Regions from separate parts of the Homo sapiens genome. Here region 1 is linked to region 2. Evidence: chromatin loops called from intact Hi-C (ENCODE). Cell type or tissue: Caco-2. All regions are shown on one strand. Links, peaks and the distances in the headings refer to the core of each region. The heading gives the core; the rest is flanking DNA.

Region 1 (5,380 bases), core at 272-5,271, 95 kb after region 2:
GTAAGCAGCCAGTGAGCCCCACAGCTGGGGCTGTGCAGAGGATCAGAGAATCAGGAAGACCCAGGGAGGTGGGGACAGGGGTGACTGGGACCTGGAATGAGGGAGGTACAAATGCCAGAGGCTGGCTCAGTGCCTTGTATCTGTTCTGTTGGTGGGGGAGGGCAAGGATTTTTCAAGAGTTAAGTCTGAGCAGACCCGCTCCCAGGTTTCAAATCTGGGGCAGATGGTGCCTGGGTAGTTATTGAAAAAGGCTGAGCAGAAAGGAGGCTTTGTGTACAAAGGAAGGAGGATCCTGCTAAACACCAGTGAAGGGGCTGGACCCCAGCCAGACAGTGCTTGGCAGGACAGGCCTGGGCTGAACTGGATCGTATGTGACCAGAAAGGACAGGGAGTCCAGGGAGCTGGGGAAGAAGACAGAGCCAACTGAGACTGGCAGACCAGCCAGAAACAGCAGGGGCGGGACCTGGGACCTGGGCTTTACTTAACAGCCCCAGGGCTGTAGGGCTACAGTTCAACTTCTGCAGAGCTCGCCTGTCAAGTACAAGGGCAGCTGACAAACGTGTGTGGTTTGAGATGACTTGACCTTGGTTGGTATTTCTACTACCTGCTTAGATAACATCTGGGCACTGTTTTTCTAAGAACTGCAACTGAAAAGGAAAGCACACACTTTACTAAGATTCCCACGGCCAGGTCCGTGGGCCAGGCCTGGAAGCCACAAGGAGGAGGCTGAGGGAGGTTCTCCTGGTGGGAGGAGGACTGCCCACCTCCGGCTCAGACGCTGTGGGTACAGACACCTGCCCCTGCCACGTTGGCTCAGGTGGCTGCCTTTGCAGGTACAATGAGCTTATGAACAGCTCTGGCCCAGGTGGAGGAAGAGACAAATCTGGCGCTCAGAGAAAAAGCAGCAGTGAGTTGGGGCCAGAATCACTGATCCACTGAGACAGGCCGTGGAGACAGAGGCACACATGGAGCCTGCAGGAAGAAGAGCAGGAGGAGTCAGACACAGGGCAAGGTCGCCCAAGGCAAAGCTTGTAGACACTGAGCACCTACGGCCTTTCTTCTCGTGGCAACACATTCCAGTTGCTGACAAAGTTCTAGGAAGAAACGAATGATCTCTCCGGCACCCAGCTGAAAAAGGAAGTGCAAAGTTTGGGAAAGGGGCCCATTCTTGGGTGATTTATCTACCATTGAAGAAGGGGCCTTAAGGAGGGCACATCCTTTGTCCTGGCTCCTTCCACATCACAGGGGGCAGGAGAGCCTCTGGATGTGTCCAGTTGCAAAGCAGCTGAGGCTGGCGATCTTCCCGTGATTTCTCACTCAAGTATTTGCCCTAACCAACAAGATGGCTTTAATCCATAAATGGCCCACAATGGGTTTGTCTCACATGCACTCGGTGCTGCCTGGGCTCCTGTTGGGTCATGAGGTGAGAACACGGTGCCCTGCCCCCTCGCCCTGCTGCAGTGCCACACGCATAGCCACCCTGCCCACCCTCCTTGCTCCTTCCCACCCTCCGCCTGCCCACCTGTCAGAGAAACTCTGCCTCCCCATGTCTCTCGGCTCCTGCGGTGGCCTCCCTTCTCCCTAACTCTTCTGTTACACAAACTGAGGCTGGACCTGAAAGCACACAACAACAATGCCATTTATCCCCATCGTTCAATCAGTCATTCATCTCTCCCACTACTCACGGGACCCTGGGCAAGTGACTTAACCTGTTTGTTAACATGGAATGATTGTGAGAATTAAATGAACAAATACATGGCCATCCATGGCATATTTTACATGTTCAATATGAGTTCATTGTTATCACTATTGATGTTTTCATTATAGTCTATGTTATCACTTATCCAAACATTTACTGAAATCAGCTGTGTGTCAGGTACACTCTACAGAGTATGGGAGGAAGAACGGCCAAGGAGGCCCATGTTTCAGCAGCTCCGCACTGGAATGGTCTGAACACCGCCCCTCTGTCTGTACTTCAATGGGCCACTTCCTGTAAAGAAAAAAATTCTTATCCAATAAAGCATTTCTTTGCAGAAGTCTAGAAATCCTTTGTATTCTCTTGGGTCATGACCTCTCTGTCAATATGATTTCTTCCCCTGGGTTAAAGGACTCTGCCAAACATGGGGAGCAGGCCATAATGAGAGATGGGGTGGTATGCATTGTCTGGGATGCTTTTCTTTGCCTTTGTCAAGTTGCAGAGAAGAAAGGCCTTCCGAGAACAGGGACAAGGCAGTCCCCTATCCCACAATGCAGACATGACGCCGCTGCATCTTCTGGTGACCACACCACCTCGTGGTCACCACTGGAACTCCACCCAACCTCCTAAAATGTGAAATTCAGCCGCAGTCCTTCTGTCAGAGTGACCTTGAGGACTACTTGGTGAGTGATATGGTTTGGATTTGTGTCCCCGCCCAAATCTCATGTCCAGTTGTAATCCCCAATGCTGGAGGAGGGGGCCTGGTGGGAGGTGACTGGATCACCGGGCAGATTTCTCCCTTGCTGTTTGCATGATAGTGAGTGAGCTCTCACGAGATCTAGTTGTTTAAAAATGTGCAGCACCTCCCCCTTTGCCCTTTTCCTCCTGTCCCTGTTATGTAAGACATGCCTGCTTCCCCTTCACCTTCTGCCATGATTGTAAGTTTCCTGAGGCCTCCCCAGCCATGCTTCCTGTACAGCCTGTGTGAGCCAATTAAACCTCTTTTCTTTATAAACTACCCAGTCTCAGGTATTTCTTTACAGCAGTGTGAGGACAGACTACTACAGTGAACAACACTGCCTAATTGAGGCAAACATTCTTAGAAATGAAAAAGGAAAACAACCCACTCCTCGGAAGACAGTATGTAATAGTGGTTCGAGCCAGATTGGAGTTTCACCTCCAGACGAATGAGCTGGGTGGCCTTGGGCACATTACACAGCCTGTCTAAACCAGTTTCCTCATCTGAACTGGAGTCATAATAATGCCTATCTCATAACGTCGATATGAGGACGGCATGAAGTTCCGGATGTGTGGTCTCATACATGGCCAGTTAGTACCTGCCACCCGAGCATCCTCTGTCTCCTCCTGCCCACCCCCTGCCACTGGATTCAGTGTCAGGAGTGCAAAGTCCATTCACACACAAGCCCCGTCTTGCTTGGGTCCATGAAAGCTGATGTTTCCCACACATTTCTGGAACCACCAAATAAAGTCCACACATAGCCGCAAATCAGTCCCAATCATGACTCCCATAGCTGGAGGGCCATACACACTGCACATGTCACATCTGCCTGCCTCTAAAGGGCCACCTGAATGGGGACATGGTGACAGCTTTATGGCAAAAGGTGGCCACACAAATTCCTCCCATCCCTGTACACTGTGCCCTTTGCTGAGAGGTTCTGGACACTGATGCTCTGGCCCTCTCAGGATTATAAGCACTACCTCAGGCTGGAAAGGAGTCCCTCCTTCACTCTGCTGTGCCCAGTCAGGAGAGCACTGCCAAGCCTCACTGGGACCCATTGTGTCACAGAGCAATAGAGGTTCTCCATCCCCACACAATTGCTTTCCTTCCTTGAAGTGGGTTTGAAGTGCTAGCTGCATGACATCTTCAGAGCCAGCATCCCATCAGGCACCTGATCCAGAACCCTGCTAACTCGCTCTGTCTGTTCCTTTTTTTCCTGGCCCCAGTGAATGCCAATTGAGGATAGACTTTGTATCAGTTATCTATCTATTACCAGGAAACAAATGGCTATAAAGTTAGTTGGCTTAACACAACAACCACTTTATTTGTTCATGACCCTGTGGGTCAGCTTAGCTGGGTGGTTTCTCTCGGGTGACTCATGTGGTTCCAGGAATCGTCTGATGGTTTGATGAGGGCCTGAGGGTCCAGGTGGCCTCCCTTACATGTCTGAGAGTTGGTGTCAACTGTCAGTCAAGTCTTTTTATCTCCTTGTGTCTCTCATCTTCCATATGGTGACTGCAGCTTTCCTAGAGGACAGAGGTGGGAGCTGTAAGGCCTCTGGGGGGCCTAGAGTCAGAAGTCACACGGTGCTACTTCTGCTTTCTAACTGGCTAAGGCAAGTCCCATGAACAGCCCAGATTCAAAGGAAATAAAGTCCACCTCTTGATGGGTTGACAGCAAAGTTACATTTCAGAGGAAGCTCACACAGGGATAGAGTGACATTTTGCAGCCATCTTTGCAAGCAGTCTCCCACATAGTGGTGGGGTTTTTTGTTTATTCTACCTCAGTTGGCTCCTCATCCTTCCTGGAAATCAGTGAATGTAAGTTACTACTCCAGGGTGGAGGAGCAGAAGGACTTCAACACCAAATGCATCTGTATGTTTCTTTCCCCCCTCACCTCTTGTCTTTGTCTTACTTCTGCCCCATTTCCCACAAGTGTGTGCTGCTTGGATCCTTTCTTTCCTTCTAACCTTAAAGACAAACATTTCTTTCTTTCTTTCTTTCTTTCTTTTTTTTTAAAGAAGGTTCTTACTCTGTCTCCCAGGCCGGAGCACAGTGGCACAATCATGGTTCACTGCAGCCTCAAGCTCTCAGGCTCAAGCAATCCTCCCACCTCAGCTCCCAAGTAGCTGGGACTACAGGCATGCACCACCATGACAAGCTAATTTTTATTTTTATTTCATGTAGAGATAGGGCCTCACTTTGTTGCCCAGGTTGGGAAAGACAAACATTTCTAAGCCAAAAGCAATGGCTCCATCACTCAGAGAACCTCCCAGGTGCCAAAAATCAGTTCATCTGGGCCAAGGACAAGAAGTAGTCGTAGTGACCATGGGGAAGGCAACAAGGAAACAGATGTGAGAGATAATGAAGAGATGAATCCTGCTGGTGAGAGATGCAGCCTTTTAAAATTATTTAAGACCCCTCATTTGGAAAGCACATTGGAGAGAAGGCAAAAGAAGAATGGAAAGTAGGTAAGACTGAGGTAGAGTGTGAAGATCTAGTCCTCCTTGGGAATTTGATCACGATTGCTTTAAATGTTTACATACATTTTGGGAGAATTGACAGTTTTGCAATACCAACTCTTCCAATTCATGAACATGGTACATCTCTCCCTGTATTTAGGGTCTTCTTTAATATCTTTCAAGCAAGTTTAGTAATTTTATCCTTTTGAATTTAAAGCATGTTAAGGCGATAACATTTTTATTTAAATATTTCTTGGTAACTTTTTTGAGAAGCATGTGGCTACAGATGTGGATGCTGATACTCTCAATGAATAGTGGAAGTGTTATGTGGTCTGAATCAGTGGTGGAGACAACAAACAAGGTTTCCCGTAAAACAGGTGTCCCTATCCATGGTCACGTCTGCCTGCTGTTGAGAAAGAGCATTTCTGTAATAGACCAATAACTAGATAAAGAAAGCACAAATCTGTTTGGGGTTGCATTGTG
Region 2 (5,380 bases), core at 219-5,218:
AGGAGGCTGAGGCAGGAGAATCGCTTGAACCTGGAAGGCTGAGGTTGCGGTGAGCCAAGATCACGCCACTGCACTCCTCCAGCCTGGGCAACAAGAGCAAAACTCAGTCTCAAAAAAAAAATAAAATAAATCTTCAGTACAGATCACTGCAAACCATCAAGCACATGGTGGTTTGGGCCCAGAGAACAAATGTGTCACACCCACCTGCGCCCGATGCCTTCTGCTCCAGCCTCCTTGCTGCCGTCCACGTTGAAGTTATCCATTGATGTACTCAGCAGGCCTCCTGCAGCACCCTGAAGCCTGGATACAAACAACTCGTTTTCTGAGCATGACAATCTCTGAATCCAAATGAGAGGCTTAGACCGGGCCTGGTGTGCAGGACTCAAATTGGCCATTTGCACAAACTTATCATGGTCTGAATTTGGGGAGAAAAACATAGACATACACACACACAAGAATGATGCTGGATCCATTGCTCTGGTGGTTGTAACATATCACTGGGCCCCCGCTCTCCTCCTCCTTTCTTTTTCTGCTGCTATTTTGTCTCCTGTGATTATCCCTGGGAATGCAAGGTCTCCTAATTAGCACTTGCTAATGAAAGAAACCTCAGAAACAGAAGAAGGAAGAGACGAGATGCTCTCTCTCCCCTTGCAGCTGACAGGACGCAGAGCCAAAGAGCCTGTTTAAATGGGTGCTAACCCTAGAGTATTTGCGGGTGTGTCGGGCTCCGGCCGAGCCTCCTGCGAAATCAGCTGCCCCATCCCCTTCTGCTTTCTGCTTTTACAGATCTGTCCTCCCAAACATTCTTGTAGCAAATGTGCCTCCAAATCTCCTGGGATCCCAAGATTAGGCTCTGCTCTGTGGAGTATAACCTTTAATCTCTACACAGCGTAGTTTGCCCTGGTAATCATATTTAATACAAGGTCCTATTTCCTGAAATATAATATGAGATGTGTTGGGTTCCCCCCAGCTTTGACACTTGCCTTTCTCCTTCCATGCAGAAATGTTTAATAAATAACTTTGATGAAGTCTTGAACTTAAGACCATGGATGTGATTAACTCCCCACTTCACTATTCACATTGATCATAAAAAAAATGGGATTTGAAAAATAGAGCTTTTAAGTTAATGAGGCTTTACATAAAGCCAAGTTAGTATTTTAAGACAGGAAAATGATGACTACATTCTGACCATCTGCGCCTTGCTAAAACCAAGAAGGAAAGAACGGTCAGACACATGGTAGTGGTGTGGCTCCTGGTTTCTCTGTGTGTGTATGTGTGTGTGTGTGTGCACATGCACTTCTAGAGCCTGGTGAAGTGCCTCCATTTCAAGGATATCCATGGGCATATATTTCTTCAAACAGACCCCCCTCTCTTCTCTACAATGGTGTCTGGTTCCCTGCCAGGGCTGTGCTTACTGAAAAAGCCAGCCTTTTAAAAAAAAACTTTTTGAGAATTTTCTGCATGCATGAGGCACTATGGTACCATCACTCACATACAGTAGGCAAAAAGCAATGAAGGAATATAAGTAAATTAAATGTGACCTGCAGCTTTTGCACAAATTGCATAGTATCTTACTCCATACAGAGCTTGGGCTTGCTCAGAAACAGCAACAACAGCAGTAATGTCAACATCAACTACTAATATTTGCTGAATGCTTACTATGTGCCAGGCGTGGTGGGAAGCACATTATCTGCATTGTCTCATTTAATCCTCACAATAACCCTATGGGGTAGATATTATTATACCCAATTTAAAGATCATGGAACTTGGGGCTAAGAGTGTGTTAATTATTTGCTCATGGTCCCAAAGCCAGTAAGTGGTAGGGCAGACTCACACTCAAATCTGCAGACTCCACAGTCCACGCTGGAAAATGGGGATGCTGAGGACACAAAGACAATGACAGCAGCAGGGGAGATTTATCTGAGACACACCCAGCCTTCTGTTTACCGGGGCCCAAAGGGAGAGTGACCTTAGACTTAATCATGATGGATATTAATACCCACAGGCGGATATTCTAGGCAGAGACAGTGGAGGCAAGGTCGCAGCTCAGAAAGGTTTAGCGAGTTTGAAGCAAGACTGTACAGAGACTGTGATTACAGGAAGGAGCCATCCCTTAGAGGCAGGGGACTCACAAAAGTTAGCAGAGGAGAGAGAGCTCAAGGGCCTGTGAGATGCTGGAGAGTGCCTGGAGCCTGAGGAGGAAGCTCAGTTAGCAGGAGAGGGGCTGCTTAGTGAGGTCAGGAAATGAGACCCTGGGTGTCAAGCACTCAGCATCAGGGACTCAGCCTACAGCTGTGGGCTGGTGGGGCTGCTGGTGAGTGCCAGTGTCATCGCCACGCCTCAGCTTCATGGGGCTGACTGGGTGGACAAACAGTGGAGGGGGGATTTGTTGGAAGGTGGTAGAGCCAAAAGTAGACAGCCTTTCAAGAATGGAAGGAAGCATTGCCACGAATGTCCCAAAGCCACTAGCAAGCTGAGGACAGTGGACAGTTTCTATTCCCTGCTGTGGGTGACTCATAGCATAATTGTGGCACTAGGGAAATAAGGCTGAATCCATCTGGATGTCAAGGGCAAAGTCCAAGTCACTTACAGTGTCATAAGGACACAGGATATACTCTGAGCCAAGGGCCACAAGGAAAAGACACCCAGGACAAGATTCTGGGCAGCTCACTGCAAATCTGCAGTCTTGCAGCCTTCTTGTGGAAGGGCTGAGACCAACCCTGTAGCCCCCAGACCACCCATGAGAAACAGCTGAGCAAAGGCCCATGGGCCCCACTCCACAGGGCTGACAGATCCTGCCTATTTAGTCCTGAAATTATGCATTTGTAAAAGCTCAGTGATCTATCTTTTCCCCCTACAGAACCAAATATAACTATAAAGTAATATGCTTATTGAGATAATTCACAGAAGAATGACTAAGAAGCACTTGGAAAGTGCTCAACTGCTCAAGAATCAAAGGACTGCAAAATAAAGCCACAGCGAGAAATCACTTTTACCTTCAAATGAACAAAGATAAACACGATGATATTTATTCCAACAAGGATGCAACAAAACAGGCAAGACAATACTGGGCTTGAGATTGGCACTTGGGAAAACAGCAGTAGTCTTAGAAAAATGCCCAGCACTGGTACCCAACAATTACACTTCTGAGATCTAGCTAAAAGAAATGATATAAAATATAGAAAAATATTTCTTCCAGTGATATTTATCATATTATTTGTAATACTTAAAAACAAAAAGTAAACTAAATATCAAAAATGGGAAGGGTTCAGTAAATTATTGTAATTCCACACAAATCATCCATTCGTTCATCAAAAAACATGTATTAACCACTTCCCATTTGACACACCACACCTCTGTTCTGTGCTGGAGCTGCTCTTGTGGAACTCCCAGTCCACTGCTGACTGCAGGCAGGCATATCCACAAATAAAAGTGGCAGAATAATACAGGTGAGAAGACAGAGGTCTGCACAGCAGAGGGAGTGGTCCATCCACCTAGGAAGAGCCACCTGGGGGCAGTCAATCAGGAAAGCCTTCAAGGATGAGGTTACCCTTAAGCTTATTTACAGAGGATCGGACTTATCTTGGTGGTCTGAGCCAGGAAGGAGTTAGGAACGTGCTGCAGGCAGAGGGTATGCTGGGCACAAAAGCCCTGGAAGCTGAGCCATCCTGGTGTGCTGAACAGCCTGCAAGCTGGCATGAAAAACAGCCAGAGACCAGAGAGGAGGAGTCAGGGCAAAGAATATGGCAGGACTGGGGACTGAGTGGGAAGTGTCTGGCATGCCATTCTAGAAGAAGTTTGAGCTTGTCCTTGCAGACAACAGAGAGCCATTAACAAGTTTTCAGCATGGAAGAAAATGACAGGATTGGTCCTTTTGAAAGGTCACTCTGAAGGCTGAGAAGGACAATTATCCAGGACAAGAGTACCAGCAGCAAGTCCATTATGTGACGTGCCTCCATTTCAAGGATATGAGATGTGTTGGGTTCCCCCAGCTTTGACATCTCTCTCTGTCTGTTTTTGGTGACAAGTGGGGTGGGAAGAGAGGGTGCAGGCCCAGACACTCCCAGTTTCCTGCAGGGAGGCTGGGTGACCACCTTTGTACAAGACATATCATGGCAAAGAGAGGTGTGTGAGAGGAAGAGATCAATTACGGATGCCCTGAGCTTGAGGGGTGTGTGGGACCATCAGCTGGAGGCGGTCAGTTCTCGGCTGCATGTAATCGCTGAAAAGGGTTACATGAATCTGCAGAGAGAGTTTCTAAAATGAAGAAATATTTTAAAAAGCAAGGGAACTTTGTCTAAACTCATCCTTTCAATGCAAATAAATGTTAGATTCCTAAAAACTCCTAAGACAGTAGAATGTGCAGTTTGAGAAAACAGCCTATTACAAGCCAAATAGGCCTGAAAGGACTAATTTTACAAGTGAGCTCATGAAATATTTATAAATATTTTACAGTCACTGAAATCAGGCAATAAAAGCAATATCAATGGTGTTTCACACACTGTTCTCAGCAATAGCAGGTAAGTCAGGTATAATTAATTTACATTTGTCATCTCCAGCTCCCTGGAAATATCCTGGAACCACCAGCCTGTGGTTTCAATGAAATGTTTATATGTTCATCTGGTTCTGCTGCAAATAATAAAATAAGCTACCATTATTTTCTGCATTTGGTTCTGCATCTGAAAGTTCAGCAATTTTGTTTCCCAGTTGACCCCAACTCCTGGGCCAGCCCCAGGACCCAATGACACAGCTCCCATATGAATTGGCTGGCACTGAACAAAACCCCCGTGAGCAGGAGCCACCATTACTACTCTCACACTGAGCACAGAACACCAGACACTGAGCTAGAAATGTTACACGCACACACCTTCCCACTCGAGCACAATACAAACCTACAGTACGGTCTGTGTGCTCCAATGAGGACACTCCAGCTCTGAAAGGGGAAGTGAGCTGCCCAAAGTCACACAGCTAGAAAGTGGCACTCCCCTGAGTCTACTGGACTCCACAGGCCACATTCCAAGTTAGTGTTTCTGAAGCTTATATGTACATTTAAATCACTTGGGTTCTTTTTAAAAGGCAGATTCAGATTCAGATGGTCTGGAGTGGGGACTGAGATTCTGCATCCTTTGCAAGCTCCCAGATGACATGCATGCTGCAGCTCCAGGAACCACGCTCTGAACATGAAGGGTGTAAACCACTATATTATATTGCTCCCTTTTATGGCCAAAGAAGAACTAATGCCTAGACATTGACAGCAGCTGTGGTAAAGCCAGTGCGCAGAACCAAGTCTCTCTAGCACTGAATTCCATGCTCTGGCTGGTTATGAAAGGCCATAGTACAGGCACTGGGCCCCAACAGCCACAGGTTCAAACCTTGGCTA

Evidence for each region. Hi-C counts contacts between places; a loop is a spot of excess contacts. Peaks named below come from ENCODE experiments on the same cell type or tissue, not always from the same donor. Only the 100,000 strongest peaks of a DNase experiment are listed, where the experiment ranks them.
Region 1: a loop joins it to region 2, with 4 times the contacts of the local background. A loop is called at or near these places in 1 of 110 quality-filtered maps.

The regions. Positions count from the first base shown.
Region 1 is chr10:48,287,550-48,292,929 of GRCh38, forward strand. It overlaps the pseudogene RPS6P14. Among named protein-coding and RNA genes, the nearest start is that of FRMPD2, 16 kb to the left of the region's middle. RefSeq lists an enhancer at 246-746. In Caco-2, for the core only: CTCF peaks have their summits at 2,307 (motif pointing left) and 2,508; a DNase peak (open chromatin) is centred at 2,292.
Region 2 is chr10:48,192,480-48,197,859 of GRCh38, forward strand. It overlaps FRMPD2 (FERM and PDZ domain containing 2), which reads right to left. Exons shown (of 29, transcript NM_001018071.4): 16 at 205-415. Among named protein-coding and RNA genes, the nearest start is that of FRMPD2, 80 kb to the right of the region's middle. In Caco-2, for the core only: no CTCF peak of the experiment used is centred there; a DNase peak (open chromatin) is centred at 2,552.